2 separate regions of the Homo sapiens genome follow, and region 1 is linked to region 2. The links are chromatin loops, found by intact Hi-C in ENCODE. Cell type or tissue: heart left ventricle. All regions are shown on one strand. Links, peaks and the distances in the headings refer to the core of each region. The heading gives the core; the rest is flanking DNA. Region 1 overlaps RASAL2 (RAS protein activator like 2). Region 2 overlaps RASAL2 (RAS protein activator like 2).

Region 1 (8,642 bases), core at 394-8,393, 180 kb after region 2:
GATTTTTTATGCTGTCAGTCACTACCCTGGAGATAGTGTACATGCTATCCTTTTTGGAAAATTATTACATAAAATATGACATTAAAAAAATTTCATTACAAGAACAGAAAAACAAAACAAGAATAATCTTCACCTTGTCAGTGTATCCCTCAGAGCAACAGAGTTATAGATTAACTCCTAACAATAATGTTGTCATCTACAGCGATTTCATGTTTCCATGAACTAAATTAGTAAAATGCTTTAAAACTACAATTGATTTTTACTGAGTTCAAAAAGAAAACGTGGCTGGGTACAGCAGCTCATGCCTATAATCACAGCACTTTGGAAGGCTGGGGCAAGAGGATTGCTTGAGCTTAGAAGTTCAAAACCAGCCTGGGCAACACAGTGAGACCTCGTCTCTACAAAAAGTAAACAAAAAACTAGCTGGGCGCAGTGGTGCACACCTGAAGTAGCACCTACTTGGTGGGAGGATCCCTTGAGCCTGGGAGGTCCAGGCTACAGTGAGCCAAGATAGAGCCACAGCACTCCAGCCTGAGTGACAGAACAAGACTCCGTCTCAAAAAAAAAAAAAAGAACCCCAAAAAACAAAAAGAGAATGTGTCTAGTAATTTCATACACTTCAAAAACTGACAAAAATACTGCCATACTTTCCCACTGTATCATATCCTTCATATGTCTTCATTATTTAGTACTTATTTATGGAGCAAGATATTTGCATATTCTATCCTGCCCGAATTAAACAAATTTTCCTACAAACCTCCAGAGTATTAACTGGATAAGGGATTATTTTTTCATTTCACTTTCAAACTACTTTAAGTCATTGTTAAAAGTTAAAAACAGTTTGTTCTTTTTCTAAGTTTGCTCCTTTCTGGCCTAGCAAGACAAGCTTATGCTTATGTATTACATGCTAAACAGCTAAATGGTAAAAGAAAATTTGGTTAACTTTGTTAACGGTCTATATAAAATATGATTTTTTCCATAGTCTTATTCCTATTCCTGCCATTATTTTTTCTGAAGAAAAGATTTTAAATTACTTTAATCATTAATATTAGTTCTTGTTGCCATTACTTGGATTTGGCTTTGTTTAACATTATGAAAAACTTTCCTCAGAACATACCTAAATTAATCCCATGCTATAAAACTGGGTCATTAACACAGTATTATATAAGACATACAACTCAATCACTCATCCAGGTAAAACTAAATGAAACTATATTCAAATCATGTTCAAAATAACTTTCATGAATGTCAACTCCTTCTAGCTGAGATAAAAGTTACCAACTGTGTGCTTCTTAGAATACCTAAAACATATGTCTGCATCAAGTTATTTCAGTTGGAGGGTCTGACATAATACAAGTAAGGTCACGGTCATGGATTTGACCTTTAGCAGACCAATTGCTTTGAGTCTATACTCCCGCCCTTCCCTCATTCACTTGGAAATATGCCATTAATAAAAAGGAGTACCATTTAAACAACAACTAAGTTTTTGAAGGACAGTCTTAAAGGCATAAAGACTCAAGGCATTTAATATGTGCTAAGTAACGTTTAAGGTATTATATAAAATTTATGTAAAAAGATTTTAATACATTGAAAGTAGCAACACAGCAGTAGAACTTAAAATTATGAGCCATATTTCACATACTAGAGGCAGGAATTACTTTCCAGGAAGGTTTCACCAATTTCGCACTAAATCTCAGGCCTTTAAAAACATTTCATACTCTTCTAGGAATTCAGCATAAGAAAACATTCAGAAGTTTGGATCAAAGATTTGTGCACAAAGACAAATCAGTAAAGTGTTAAACTTTTTGAAAAATGTTAACATCTAAAATAGAATAATGGTTAAATAATGTTAGTCATTAAAAATTGTATTTTCATATTATAAAGTCTCAACAATAAAGCTGTGTGATACTGGCACATGAATATAAACAGACCAATAGAACAGAATAGAAAATCTTGAAATAACCCAAAATATAAATGGCAATCTTGTATAGAATAAAGAAGTCTTCTTAAATCAGTGCGAAAAAGCTGGTTTCTTCAACAAATGATGGTAGGACAACTGGAAAGCCATCTTTCAAAAAATGAAATTGGATCCATATCTCATATTTAATACCAGACTGGATTAAAGATTTGAATGTAAAAAATAAAACCAACGAAGTACTAGATAAACCAAGAGAGAATTATTTCATAACCTCAGAACAGGAAAGCCCACTCTTTTTTTTGTCCCCCAAGGGTATTTAGGTACTTAGTGTATGTAGAGGGGGAAAAAAAAAGAATGGGCTTTCCTATTCTGAGGTTACAAAATAAAGGTCCAGAGAACTCCCAGGAAAGCCCATTCTAACATAAAATACATTCTGACATAAAACCAAAAAGCCATAAAAGAAAAATCCGATACATTCAATTGTGTAAGAATCATTTCTTCATAAGGGTGGGGGGAATACCATAAGAAAAATGAAAATACTGGCAACTGTTGCAGATAAAGGGTTCTTTACTTAAATACTAAGAGTTCCTTAGTATGCTTTGCTTAATATACTAATAGTTCCTACAAATCACTAAGAAAAAGATCCAAGAACCCAATAAAAATGGGCAAAAGGTATGTACAGTTCACAGAAAAGGTTATATTTAAATGACTCTTAAAAATGAAAAGATGTTCAATCACACTTAATGTAAAAGATATTAAAAAAAATTAAATTAAGACACCATTTTTACCTTTCAGATTGTCTGATCCAAAATTTCGTGATAATTCATTATGTGTGGGGAGACAGGCACTCTCATATATTGCGGGCGAAGTACAGACAGGTAGGGCAATTTGGCAATATCTTTCAAAATTACAAATACACGTACCTTTGACCTAGCAATTCTATGTATTTTTCTTACAGATATGCTCATACACAAGCAAAATGGCTTATACTCAAGATCATTCACTGCAAAATCACTTGAACTAGCAAAACTTGGGGAATAATTAAATGAGTTATGATTAATTCAGGCATTATGCAGCCATAAAAAGAATGAGGTACCTCTTTACAAAATGAAAGGAAAATATATCTGAGATACATTAATAAGTGAGGGGCGGGGGGAAGAAAGAAGAAGCAATCTCAAAGTGCAGATAAAAATCAGTTCTAATGGGTTATCATACGTGTAAAAATAGAGAAAAATGCATATATACAGTAAAAACCTATGATATCATTTCAGATATAAAGCAATTTACCGGCTCCAGACCCCCAGAACTCATGGCCAACTTCATTTGCAGGTTTGTTCTGGTCATTTCACTAACCTCACAGAAATATAACCCTGAATTTTTTGTAAACTAGATTTCTTGGATCCCACTTATGGCAGGATTTTTACATATCTATCTATCTCTACATTTGCTTCTATGCACGTGGAATAGGTATGGAAAGATACATAACAATTTCAAGTATTTATTGATTGGGAAGAGGGACCATGCCTGCCAGATGGCAAGTTGTAGAGGCAGGGAGGAAGAGTAAGAGAGAGCTCATGGAATATCTTTTTATACTCTGAATTTTGGAACAAAGGAATATATTACCTATTTTTTAAAATAAATAACATATTTAAAAAAATGTGTTAATGTTTTCAATAACATGAGAAAATACACTTAAGAGAAAAAAAGTAGAATGTAAAATATATGCAGTTTGATACCAAATATGTATTAATACAAAAAAATCTGTACACAAAAAAGACTGGAATAAAACACAATAAAATATTAAAAGAATAATTATCTCAGCCAGGTGTGGTAGCACACTCCTGTAGTCCCAGTTATTCGGGAGGCTGAGGTGGAAGGATCCCCTGAACCCAGGCAATGGATAATATGTAAGCTATGATTGCGCCACTGCACTCCAACCTGGGCATGAGCTATGATTGCGCCACTGCACTCCAACCTTGGCAACAGAATGAGACCCCGTCTCTAAAATATAATATTTAAAAAAAAATGATAGTTATCTCTAAGAGGTAGAATTACAAATGATTTTAATTTTGGCTTTTCCTAAAATTCTAATTCTTTATGTTAAGCACAAATTATATTCATAATCAGAAAAAGGGTATTAATTTTTAATGACAGGAATCAGAGGTTAGAAATTCAAGTGGAAGGTACAAAGTTATTAGGTATTATTCAGGGTTCTAAGCATCATATATGAAATTCAAATTTCCTTCAGACATCACTTCCAATCACAGCACCAAAAAAAGTATGCATAATAAGCTTAGGAAAAATATGAAAAAAAAAATCTCATCTGTCCTCTGGTCTATCTCTTAAGGATTACTATGAAATTATTTTCATCCTCCTACTTTATGGATGTTTTGTCCATTTTTGTTTTCTGTTACCTAGGTAATGGTATTTCCAGCATTTCCCTTAAAAGACTGTGAAACTAACAATCTGGTATTTCTCACTGTCGAGTTTTCCTGACCTTCAGCTTTGAGAGGCCATCTCCCTAAGGGAAGGCAGCAAGATCTAGAAGCTAAATCAGGAGGCTAAGGAATCTGAGGTTAAGAGTTCCAATCCTGACAAACTGTGGAGTCTGTCTCCAATTTTGGGAATAAGCTAAACTTCCTGAGCCAGTTTCTTCAATGAGAAAACCTAAAGGATTGCTTTGAAAAATATCAAAAACTATTGACTTTAAGGTTTCATTTTAACTTTTCAGACTACTCTTCCGAATTTTGTTATCTTATCTATGTTGAATGTTTTCCCCTCACTAAATTTTCACTCTCTCAATCAATATCTATAAGTATTACCAATCCCTTAGACTCAGGGATGGAGGTAAGGGGTACTTTTAGAAAGTCTGCTACAAGTGACACAATGTGAATGGAACTCGAGCAATGTTGAAGATAATTTATGGAGGGGTAAAAATACAATCAGGATCTAAACTGAACCCTTATGAGCAAAGCCAACAAAGACAATTAATTGATGTTACTAACACCTGGTAAGGGAAGGTAAAATTCAGACAGCTCATATCTGAACCCAGCTGTAGAGATTAGGAAAGTGATAACTTCTGTATCATAGTCTAGCAAATGAAATGTTTTTATGCCTTTAAGGGTTCAATTTTTATTTCTTTTGTTTACTGTATACTCACTAACACCACTGCACTGGGCCTCAAGACTTCTCTTTTCCCTTCTACTTGTGAACCACATTACTTCTTGATGGGCTGCCCTCTCACTATAAAATAAACTACATGAAATTTGCAAAAGGGTTTTCTACATGCTAGCCTTAAGAAGTACTTGACAGCCTTTGGGAAGAAAGGTGTTTTTACAAACATCAGACAGCAATTATCCCTCTACCAAGATAGGGTGAAGCAATTTTAGCAGTGCCCTTAGCACACTTCAAACTCCTCCTCCTGGTTAACAAGACCAAACAACTCTCTAGTTAGTTAAAAGTTTTTCCAATAGGGAGGGACAAGGGAGCAAACAGCTGAAGTTTTTCTGAATTAACTGTCATTAGTTGAATGCTTTTTTGTGGTTCACCTACTTAAAAGGTGATCAAATCACTTTGTGCTACTGAAGAAAGCAACTGCAAAGAACAATTACATAAACCCTCTATTTCAACTTACCTCATCCTTCCTTCTAATGAAACAAAGGATCCGAAACCACTACCTTGCCACCATTTCCTTAATAATCTTGGTAAAGCCTACTATGTCATGTGAATCTCTTTTCTTTTTCTTAGCAAACCACAGAAATTTCACTCACTATAGTAGGAAACACAACTGTACAACTTTTTTTTTTTTTTTTTATTTGAGACTGAGTCTCGCTCTGTTGCCCAGGCTGGAGTGCAGTGGCACGATCTCAGCTAGCTGCAACCTCTCCCTCCTGGGCTCAAGCGATTCTCGTGCCTCAGCATCCCGAGTAGCTGGGATTACAGATGTGCCACCATGCCCTGCTAATTTTTTTTTTTTTTTGTATTTATAGTAGAGACAAGGTTTCACCATGTTGGCCAGGCTGGTCTCAAACTCCTTACCTCAGGTGATCCGCCCACCTTGGCCTCCTAAAGTGCTGGAATTATGGGCATAAGCCACCGCGCCCGGCCCATTTTTAAAAATGTGTTCAGTAAATGTTATTATCTGAAAAAGATAAAGGATATCCACACAAACTATTCTTAAAGAGGGGTGTTCTAGAACTTTGTATTATTTATGTCTGAAGATTTGTACAGATCCTCAATTCCATATCTGCAATTCCTAAATCAAAAAAGCTCTGAAAAGCAAAAGACTGTATGCAACTTTTCTGGCAGTAAAGTCTGACCTGCACTGACATAAGGCTATTTATAGTCTTTATACCACTTGGTATGATTTTGTTTTTTTTTTGAGATAGTCTCACTCTGTCACCCAGGCTGCAGTGCAACGGTGGAATCACAGCTCACTGCAATCTCCCCCTCCCTGGTTCAAGCGATTCTCCTGCCTCAGCCTCCCAAGTAGCTGGGATTACAGGTGCATGCCACCACACCCGGCTAATTTCTTTGTACTTTAGTAGAAACGGGGTTTCACCATGTTGGCCAGGCTGGTCTTGAACTCCTGACCTCAAGTGATCCACCTGCCTCGGCCTCCCAAAGTGCTGGGATTACAGGCGTGAGCCACCACGCCCGGCCTATTCACTTGTTTAACTGCAGAAATATTAACATAACTGTCTAGTCCAAATGGTTTTGGAAAAGAGATTGTGGATGTATAATTCTATTCCTTAAAAATATTTTCACTGTTTGAAAATCAAATAGCAGTGAACCAACATGATAGAGGGTAGAACAATACTAAGATGTTATAAATGAAACTATCACCTACATTAATAGAGCACACAATTTAAATAAGACATACAAATTTTCTCTCAAAAGAAGAAAAAAGGGGGCTATTTAAAGTCACTTAAACAGTACATGCCTAGGCATTCTTAGAAGTTCTCTCTGATTTCAATGAAAAACTGTCTATTCTTAATGTGTTTTAATGTATTTGGAAATCATTGGAAACTAATACATCAACAAGCCTATGCCACATCCTAAGTATTGAACTCAAGCTTAAGATTCCAAAAATTTCTAAAATATGACTACTCAGGTGTAAAGATTCAATTAACAGTACCTGAGGAAATTAAGACATTTAAGGAACATGAACATGTTTGGGGATGTATTTTATACACACTCACTGATTTTCTTCTAGCCATACTAGTTGCAACATTTTAAATAAATTTAGAGACATAACCTCTAGAAACGTAACTTTTAAAAATCTCATCCTGTGTCTTAATTGGTGAGGCGTAAGCAGTATCATATAATACAACCAGATATGACTTCTGTCTCATCAGCTCATATTCACTTCTTGAATATGAACTTCTATTAATTCTTACCGAATTCCCACTGCCACATTTCTGGAATTATAAGGTACTTAATGAAGTATGATTAATTCCCTTTTTCTTCTGTTTGCTTAAATAGTACTAGCCCTTTGAAATTTTCCAGCAGGTCCCTATGTTGTTATCAATAAACAATGAGCTGTATACAAGCTTAATGGTAATAATGTTGATGCTATTCATTTTCTTAACAGAATATTTTACCTAATTCCTTCTGATAATATTAAAATTTAAAAGTACAAGATTTCTTGTTGATCCCTTTCTTGTGCTGATTATATTTCCCTTCTAACTCTCCAAGAGCATATCTGAGCACATACTTGCAGACCTGTCATACTGATGAGTGCAGAGCTCCACCGCAGGCAATCCTAGAGATTGGGATCTTAAATTTCTCCCAGAGTGTCCTACACTCCCCATCCATTCATGGTAAAGTATTTAATTTTAATGTTCTCATTGTTTACCAGAAAGCACAGACAGTGAGGCTGGCTTTGCCACTCCCGTTTCCTTTCGCTATGCTGCTGAGCTTTTTCAGCCAATTGACTTTGCTTTGAGGCTATAAATATCTGAAAAATGTTCTGCATTTGATGCTCTTGGATTCTGTATCCATATTTAGCTGTTTGTGGCATGCCTTTGTTTAAGCTACTCTACCACCCATACAGTCAGTCAGGTTGAGATCTGGATGGTCAAAGGACAAACGGATCAACATACAACAGACACTGACTTACTATGAGCAAGGTACCAATCTGGCAGACAAGTTGACAATGAAGGGGGTGGCAAGATAAGAATACAAAGATAAACAAGGCTCCCTGATATCAAAAATTTTATAGTCTTGACAAGGCATGGGCACAACTTATAATACTGGAATAAAACAAATGAAACATTTTACAACTACAAGGAAATGAAGATTAGGACAGACAGCACAAATATTTTTCTCTCAGCCACATCTCAAAAATGTGCATTAGTTTGTGTTCTAAATATAGAGCCACCTATTATAAAGCTCTGAACATATTCCAGAAAAGTTTTCCAAATCATGGCAATACACAAAACCCTGAGTATACGTATTATGACAATATATACATATGTACACAATATATATGTATTATCAACCAAGGAGCCAAACCTGTCAACAAGAAACTCAAAACAGTGCCTAGTCTTCAAATTTTGTGAGGCAAACTAATAAAATATTGTTTCTAGAAGTTCCTGTTAAGATATTCTTTGGGGGGTTACTTCTGTTGTTGTTTGTTCCCATCATGATTTCAAACAGAAGTATATTGCAGGAGATGCAAATTGCACTTAATAAAGTTCCTTATTATTATCCTACCTTTAGA
Region 2 (8,642 bases), core at 107-8,106:
CTATTATCTAAAAGGCATTTTAAGTAATAAAATTATGTTTTTTAAAATAACCTATATTTAACTTATATAGGTTATGTTATATCATGTTCTCATTTCCAGGGCTAAATGAAGGTTTAAAAGCAAGTAAGCAAGGCCTGTATACTGAGACTATACACGTTACCAGGACAAGCTCAGATTTTTGTCCCATTTCACCTTGCCAATCCTATCTTATTTTTTGCTCTAGTGACTTACTTTTAATTTCTGACTTCCAATTATTTTTAGTATCTAAAATTCACTAGAGAAAAGAATAACTAACTTAGAATCACACAGAAGAATCTTAATAGCAAAACTGAAAACAATTTTGGATTTGCTCTGTCCATTCCTAGGAGGATACTAAGGACAATGAATGCTGGCCTCATTACAAAAATTAAATTTTAGAAACATTAAAAAGAATCAGAGGTAAGTCAATGGATCTCTTTGTAAATACTTCTTTAAAACTGTATTATTCTGTAGACCAGCAATTCTCCACTTTCTTGACTGCAGGACTCCTTTAGGCTTTAAAATTACTGAGGACTTCAGTATATGGGTTATATCAATATGGGTTTATATGGGTTATATCAATATTTACCATGTTAGAAATTAAAACTGAGAAATTTAAAAAATATGAATTCATTTAACAATAACACTCCTACTGCATGTTAACATAGGTAACACATTTTTAATGAAATGTAACTGTTTTCAAAAAAAATTAAAAGAGCGACTCTTTTATATTTTTGCAAATCTCTTTAAAGTCTGGCTGAATAGAAGACAGCAAGGTTTTTATATCTGTTTCTACATTCAATCTATTGCTTTGTGTTCTTCTGGTTGATATACACAAAGAAAATCTGGACTCACAAATATGTAGTTGGAAAAGGAAAGAGTGGTTTAATAATATTTTCAAATAACTATGAATATTCTTCGTTAATACTATACCAAACCTGACAAGCAGTTGCTTTTCAAAAGTTAGTATACAATGTGTAATCTGAAACCAAATCAATGAACTTTTCGTATTCTGTTACATCAAAAACCACTGGTCCACCTTGTCCTTTGAGTGCATCTTTCACCCCATGTATGTGAGTTTATAAACATCATGCACCGATCAGTTAAAAAATATTGGTTCATTCAGATTTGCAGATATTCCAAATATTGACACCTTTCATTATATAATATCAAAAAAGTCACATTCATCAATCTTCAGAAAAGTTTTGATCTCATCAGAAAAGACTTCAAGTACTACTGGGAAGCTGCCAAGCTCAAAGTTGCAGATGCAAATTTTCTAACATTCTAATTTTTGCTTTTAGTCTTAAATTTTATCATTAGCAATAAATACTCTTGGTTGTTTCCCTGAAGTGATAAGTTTATGTCTTCCTTTTTTCAGAAAATGTCTGCCATATAACCAAGACTGAATAACCATAATTAGTCTTATAGTTCTACTATAAAAAATAGTTTTAAACTATCAGATCGGGGGGGTCCTGGAGATCTAGCATTCCACAGACCACATGCTAAAAACCACTGCTTAGAAAACAGAAAGTCAATGAGGTATTCTAAGAAAATATGGCAATACTAGTTTGTAACAAGATGAAGAAAGTGGGGGAAAGACCAGAGGTCTTAACAATGTATGGGAGACTGATGTAATGGCCTGGTTTAGGGATGGTCAGGGTCTGAAACAGATCAGTTATAGTGAAAATGGTAACAAACAGACCATGTGAGCCAGATTTTGAAATAGGAATCAACAGGACAGGTAACTTTCTAGTTGTTTGTGGTGGATGAATAACACAAAAGAGATGAGAGAATAAAAGAGTCACTAATAAAAATACAAATTGATAAAAGTTAATAAAGCAGGTTATGTAACTATAATATATAACAGGAAGTCCAATATAGATGGTTTTCAAAAAAGGAAGAAAGATAACCTAAAAGGGAAGCTTATTTGAAGTATTCAATGCAATCTATTATTTCCAAATAATTTCAAAACAGCATTCAAAATACTAAGTCATTTGGCCTGCCACTAAGTCTAAAAAGCAAACTTTGGGCTCCTTCAAATGCTAATATAAATTCAGTAACTGCAAATGCTAATATAAATTTAGAAACTACTTGGCAAGGAAACAACAACAATAACAATAGATCTCTCATGTGTTAACCCTTCCTTGTAATGGGAGAAAGGAGCATCATAGCATGATATATTACTTGACAAAAATGACAAACTGAATGATATGATAGAGCTGGAAATTTCAGTATAGGAACACACACACAGACACACTCCAACTTTTTTCTTAGAGGATAAGCAACTTATCTCTTCCATACTTAGGAAAAGTGCCTCAAAAATTTTATAGCAGGAGAGTAATTAAAGGGATCTGATAGAAAGCAGAAATAGGGATAAGGGAGAAAGGACAATAAGTCTATGGCCAAAATATGAAGAATGGGTAAGAAAAAATTGCTGTGAGAAATTTTATTTTTGTATCTTACGGCTCCTTAGAAGTTCATCTGAGTTGCTTTTGAATCACATCATTTACTAGTCTCATGTTTTTAAAAATTCTGACATGATATGTTAAATGCAATTGGTAAAATCATGAACCTATTGAGAGGAGAAAGAAGAAACTGGTCAGGCAGGCAGCTAGGGTGGGGCCTCAGTTGAATCCTTTCAAACAAAAGCCTGATTTTTCAGGCTATAGGCACAAATAAGGGAACTTAGACAAGGAAGCTTGCCTAAGACATGCTCACAGCCACACAGATAAGACAGGTTACAGAGATGACTTGCCCAGACATGGCCACAATGGAAAATTCCATCCCCTAACACATGTGCAGTAAGGGGAACAAAGCATTATGGAGTAACTCAAGCTAAGGGCCCACATGTACACTAGCAGGACGGGGTGGAGGTACCAGAAATTCACACCTTATGTAAATGAGACGCCCAGCCCTCATCAGTTTCGTATAAAAGCCTTTGCATTGAACTGTAAAAATGGCAACCCTCTTCTGGGCCCCCTCTCTGCGGCAGACAGCTTTCATTCTTTTGCTTATTAAACTTTTGCTCCAACCTCACCCTTTGTGACCATGCTCCTTAATTCTCTTGGTCATGAGACAAACAACTCTGGGTGATGTCTCACAATAACAGACACTACACTGTGTTGCATTGGTGAGACTGTAACACTATTAATATTTACTGCCTTCCAGAGAAAGCTTTATAAAGGGATTCTACAGAGAGAATCTTCCCAGTTAATACAAACTCTAATGTTTCATTCAGTCTCAGGGGCCTTTCATCTATCTTAGTGCCAACCTAAAAAAAGAAATAACAACAGCATAGTTTTGGGAAATCTATCTGAATAGGGAAGGTCTTAATACACTAAAAGAGAAACATATTCCCAACAGATAATTGGTGTAAACTGCAGAAGTCTGAACTGTTGTGGAAGGATAGATCTGTATTTTCCTGTATCTATACATACATTTTCATTTCCACACCACAGCTAACCTGGCTTAGAAATGGCAAATTCTTCGCAACTCTGAAATTTCAATGACCAGATTTGTTTTGGCTTTGAACCCAAAGTCAAAAAGTATTACTTCATAAAAGCTAAGAATTAAAGTGATCACTTTATTACAGAAGCAAAAACATCTGGCCAGGAACGGTGGCTCACGCCTATAATCCCAGCACTTTGGGAGGCCAAGGTGGGTGGATCACTTGAACTCAGAAGTTTGAGGCTAGCCTGGTCAACACAGTGAGACCTCATCTCTACAAAAAATACAAAAATCAGCCAGGCATGGTGGTGCGTGCCTGTAGTCCCAGCTACTTGGGAAGCTGAGGTGGGAGGATTGCATTTTTTCTTTTCATCAACATGTTCACAACAGTTTTAACAGGCATTCATGTTTAATATCATATTAATAGGCCAATTAACAAGTTTTTGGTTTTTTTTTTTTTTTTTTTTTTTGAGAGGGAATCTCACTCTGTCGCCCAGGCTGGAGTGCAGTGGCGCGATCTCAGCTCACGGCAAGCTCTGCCTCGCAGGTTCACGCCATTCTCCTGCCTCAGCCTCCCGAGTAGCTGAGACTACAGGCGACCGCCACCACACCTGGCTAATTTTTTCTATTTTTAGTAGAGATGGGGTTTTACCGTGTTAGCCAGGATGATCTAAATCTCCTGACCTTGTGATCCGCCAGCCTCGGCCTCCCAAAGTGCTGGGATTACAGGCATGAGCCACTGTGCCCGGCCAACAAGCTATTTTTTAAAAGGCAGTTCTTTATTTTTTTAATAAACAATAAAATCCTTGCCCCTGACATGCAGATTTAAAAATATGGCATACACATGGCTATCTTCTATAGACAATTTCTGATATAATAGAAGAAATAATGTTAGAGTTGTTACGTGGAGATGATTCTTAACAATGTCAATAACTGTAACAGGCTGGGCACAGTGGCTCATGCCTGTAACCCCAGCAGTTTGGGAGGCTAAGGCAGGAGGATCACTTGAGCCCAGGAAGTCAAGGCTGCAGTGGGCCATGATCACACCACTGTACTCTGCCTGGGCAACAGAATAACACCTTGTCTCAAAAAAAAAAACAAAAAAATTGTAATGTGGTTGAGGAGTAGTCCACAATATACTGCAGATTTATGCTCAAATTATTTTATAAATGTATTAATGTTGTCTGCTTAAGACCTAGTGTAGTTCCCATCAACTAAGTCACTCTCTTTCATTCTTAAAGTACAAAAGGAAAGGAAAATCCAGTCAGGTCACTTAAAGTAAAGTTTAATTTTACTTATTTTATCCCTTCATTACCTTCCCACCCTCTATATTCTGTCAAAATGTCAGAAAATAACATTTCCAGAACAACAAACAAAAATTTTCTTAGACTGATAACCACCCAACACACAGTACCTGTGAACTTTGCTTTGTCCTGACACACAATGAACATTTGGGCTGGCAAATTATATTATAGTTCATACAAATAAATGGCCTCAGTGGATTTAAATATGGCCACCCTCGTACCTTGATGAGTAATATGGATACTAAGTAATCATTCAATATGTTTAAGATATAGTCATTAGGTCAGAAATGGTTGCCTTCATGGAAATACAAGTCTTAATCCTTACATTACCATAAATTTACTATGAGACCACAACTATTTGCCGAAATAAATTTATATTGTGTCTTTTAACCTTAGCTAACCACTTTAGTTTCCTTGTCAACTACAAAGGCTTAATTTCCGACCTACTTGATCACTGGTGTCTAGTTAGTAAATCCACTATGCTCATTATCACCCTTGTTAAGAGAAGGAGAGAGCAGGAAAGAGATAACATGTGATACTTCTCTCTGGTGAGTAATTTCCTTTAGTCTAACATTTGCAGAGTTCTGCTGCTGCTTCCCTCTCAGTCTCAGCTGCATCACAGTTCAGCATGAATGTTCTAACTCTGCTCTATCACAGGTCAGAGTGAGTTATCTGGTAAAAAAGTAATAAATTCCTTGAAGGCATGACTTATTTATGGCAGACAACTTGATATTTGATAAAGGTAACACTTCTCTATAGAAGAGCTCATTTTAGTTTGGTGCCATTACTTATTTTAAGAAGATGGTAAGGATGGGGAACAATTCCTATGATAGTTCTACCTTGCTTCTCCCTTCCACATCACTACAACAGTTTGCACTGTCCTGATCACATGTGCCGTGAAATGCAAACAAAGCAGATCATATAGTTTTCTTCCACTTCTTAAATATGCACTTGAAGAAATAAGTCCTGCTGGGATATCAGGGCATGCCTCTATAGTCCCAGCTACTTGGGAGCTGAGATCACTTGAGCTCAGAAGATCAAAGCTGTAGGGTGCATGACTGTGCTCTCAATAGCCACTGCATTCAAACCGGGGCAACACAGCACAACCCAGTCTCTTAAAAGAGGTAAGTCCCTTAATTTCCACATTAAGCCAAGTCTGCTTAAGCAACTATGTGGCCTAGTTAACTGAATGGAGTCTTATGAATGGTGCCAGCAGTAAGATGAGAAATGGCAGTCCATCACAGCCTGTTCTTCAATCCCAATAGATCAGTCATAATCTACAGTTCATACTAAACCTCTTAAACAGAAAAATATAAAATATTCAAAATAAAATAGGTCACTTATATACTAATCCTTTGAAGGAAATAAAAGCCTATCTACAATTTTTTCTTAAATAAATATTGTGCTAATTTAAGAAAAGTGTAGCCAAGCACGGTGGCTCATGCCTGTAATCCTAGCACTTTGGGAGGCAGCAGCAGGAGGATCCTTTGAGCTCCAGAGTTCAAGACCAGCCTGGGCAACAAAGTGGGACCCCTGGCTCTACAAAAAGAGTACAAAAATCAGCCAGGTGTGGTGGCTTGCACCTTTAGTCCCAACTACTCAGGAGGCTGTGGCAGGAGGATTGCTTGAGCCTGGGAGGTCGATGCTGTGGTGAGCTGTGATTTGTGTTACTGTATTCCAGCCTGGGTGACAGAGCAAGACCCTGTCTCAAAAAGAAAAGAAAGAGAAAAGCATAAGAAAAACTAGCATGGCACTTAAAATATGACCATAGTATTATATTACTAAGCGATAAAAACTCAAGATCATTTTCATGTCTCGTTTCTGTTACCGACAGAAAAATGAACTACACTAAGACTTAATCTCAAACAGCATTTAATGCACATTCCTTTTGTTATATTTAGTATCTCTCCCTATATTAATATATTCTCATGCTTGCCTCTTTTTGAATTGGATCGCATCACTTTCCTTTAGGGGCAGCTGGTGTGGGAAAAGAATTAGAGCTTTTCAAGGAATGTGATTCTTTGTGGAGAGGGTGAAAAAGAGTGAACTCAGACACTAATTTCACTATTGAGAAATTAGTGTCTGACTTTTTAGCAACTGGTTACACAACCAATGCTGTGATATCACCTCTCTACCTAAGAAAGCAGAAGAAGGCAGGCTACATTAGAAATAAAAGTTGTCAAGAGTATGGCAGCACTAAAAATCTTTAATAGCTCTACCTCTATTTATAGCATCAAGTGCAATAGAATCCAGAGCTACATATGCATCTTTTCTGAATTGAGACCCATTTGAATCACAAATCGCTGAGCTTACAGTGAAAACTATCAAGGTGATAATATAAGCATCTCTAAAGAATGTTATCCGTCACTCACTAGGAATTAGATAACCCAATTCGATGAGCACAACTTAGCTGACTCATATCAGCAGTGAAAAACCTTTCTTTTTATGAAAAACCACTGACCTCAAGTGAGTGGTAGGAAACAAACACCTACAATACAAGGCTATAAAGCAGTAAGAAGCAGCATTTAGTTTTTCTCTTTAATACGGCCAACACAAATAGAAAAACATCCCTCTTATCGAAATCTAATCCATTCCTGAAAATGCATTGGATGGCAAATTTTCATGTAACAGGAGCCTATATTCCATGATTTTTTAAATGGAAAAAGAAAATTTAGTTCAAACCCATCTAAAACTCCAAATTAATTTCCCCAAATATTAAGTATTCTTAAACCCCTATACGTAATCCATCAGAAAGTTCTAAATTAAAAATGCCAATACAAAATTGTTTAACATTTGGTGAACCTGTTAGTGGGTATGTTTATACATAGTATATACATCAGACACAAGTTACATTCCCTTCGACACTACAAACCTGTACTGTAAGGTAAATAAACAATAATTTGTTAAAGATATATAATGAATGCAAATAAGGCAATAAAATTAAACAAATTACAAGGCTTTCTAAAACTAACACCATTATCATAATTTTCTTTATAAAAGTCATACACACAGTACAAGAGGACATATCCACGGCCAAGTTTATGGTTTTTGCCTCATTAGCCTTTATCACATATCTTTTCTTCAAAGTAAGAATTTTTCTAATTTCCTAGGCAAACCTACTTTTTGCAGCCTTTTCCATTATCTTAGAAGATATTAAGATTGCATAAAACCCTTAACATAATCATGAAATACAATCCTATTGGGAACATAGCTGATACAGGACAATAAGTCTATATTCTCCAACCACATTTGTGTGGCACTTATGTTTTTGGCCACAATACACGTGCAGGGTTCTTTTAGTAATATTTTAATCTGGATAGTCAATTTAAGGTTAAAAAAATTCCAAGTCGTTACAGCAAATATTTGGATTTTTTTTTTTTTTAAGGTGGAATCTCATTCTGTCACCCAGGCTGCAGTGCAATGGTGCGATCTCAGCTCACTCACTGCAACCTCTGCCTCCTGGGTTCAAGTGATTCTCCTGCCTCAGCCTCCCGAGTAGCTGGGACTACAGGCATGTGCCAGCACACCCAGCTGATTTTTGTATTTTTAGTAGAGACAGGGTTTAACCATGTTGGCCAGGCTGGTCTCGAACTCTTGACCTCAAGTGATCCACCTGTCTTGGTCTCCCAAAGTGCTAGGATTACAGGCTAAGCAACCGTGCCTGGCCAAATAGTTGGATTTTAATTGAGAAAAGAAAATATAGTTCAAGCCCATCTTGAACTAAAGTGAGAGTTCAAATACCAAGGAATATATTCATATTACAGAGAATAAAAAGAATGAACATAAGGAAGAAATGATTTATGAGTATCAAGTAGGAAAATAAAAATGAAAGCCAACTGGAAAAGAAATGAATAGAAAGGGAAAGGGGGGGTC

Evidence for each region. A loop is a pair of places that touch in the nucleus more often than their neighbours do. Peaks named below come from ENCODE experiments on the same cell type or tissue, not always from the same donor. Only the 100,000 strongest peaks of a DNase experiment are listed, where the experiment ranks them.
Region 1: a loop joins it to region 2, with 4 times the contacts of the local background. A loop is called at or near these places in 26 of 110 quality-filtered maps.

The regions. Positions count from the first base shown.
Region 1 is chr1:178,097,617-178,106,258 of GRCh38, reverse strand. The region is part of intron 1 of RASAL2 (RAS protein activator like 2); the gene reads right to left. Among named protein-coding and RNA genes, the nearest start is that of RASAL2, 7.8 kb to the right of the region's middle. In heart left ventricle, for the core only: no CTCF peak of the experiment used is centred there; no DNase peak of the experiment used is centred there; H3K4me3 peaks cover 1,278 bases; H3K27ac peaks cover 3,894 bases.
Region 2 is chr1:178,272,441-178,281,082 of GRCh38, reverse strand. All of the region lies in intron 1 of RASAL2 (RAS protein activator like 2), which reads right to left. Among named protein-coding and RNA genes, the nearest start is that of RASAL2, 180 kb to the right of the region's middle. In heart left ventricle, for the core only: no CTCF peak of the experiment used is centred there; no DNase peak of the experiment used is centred there.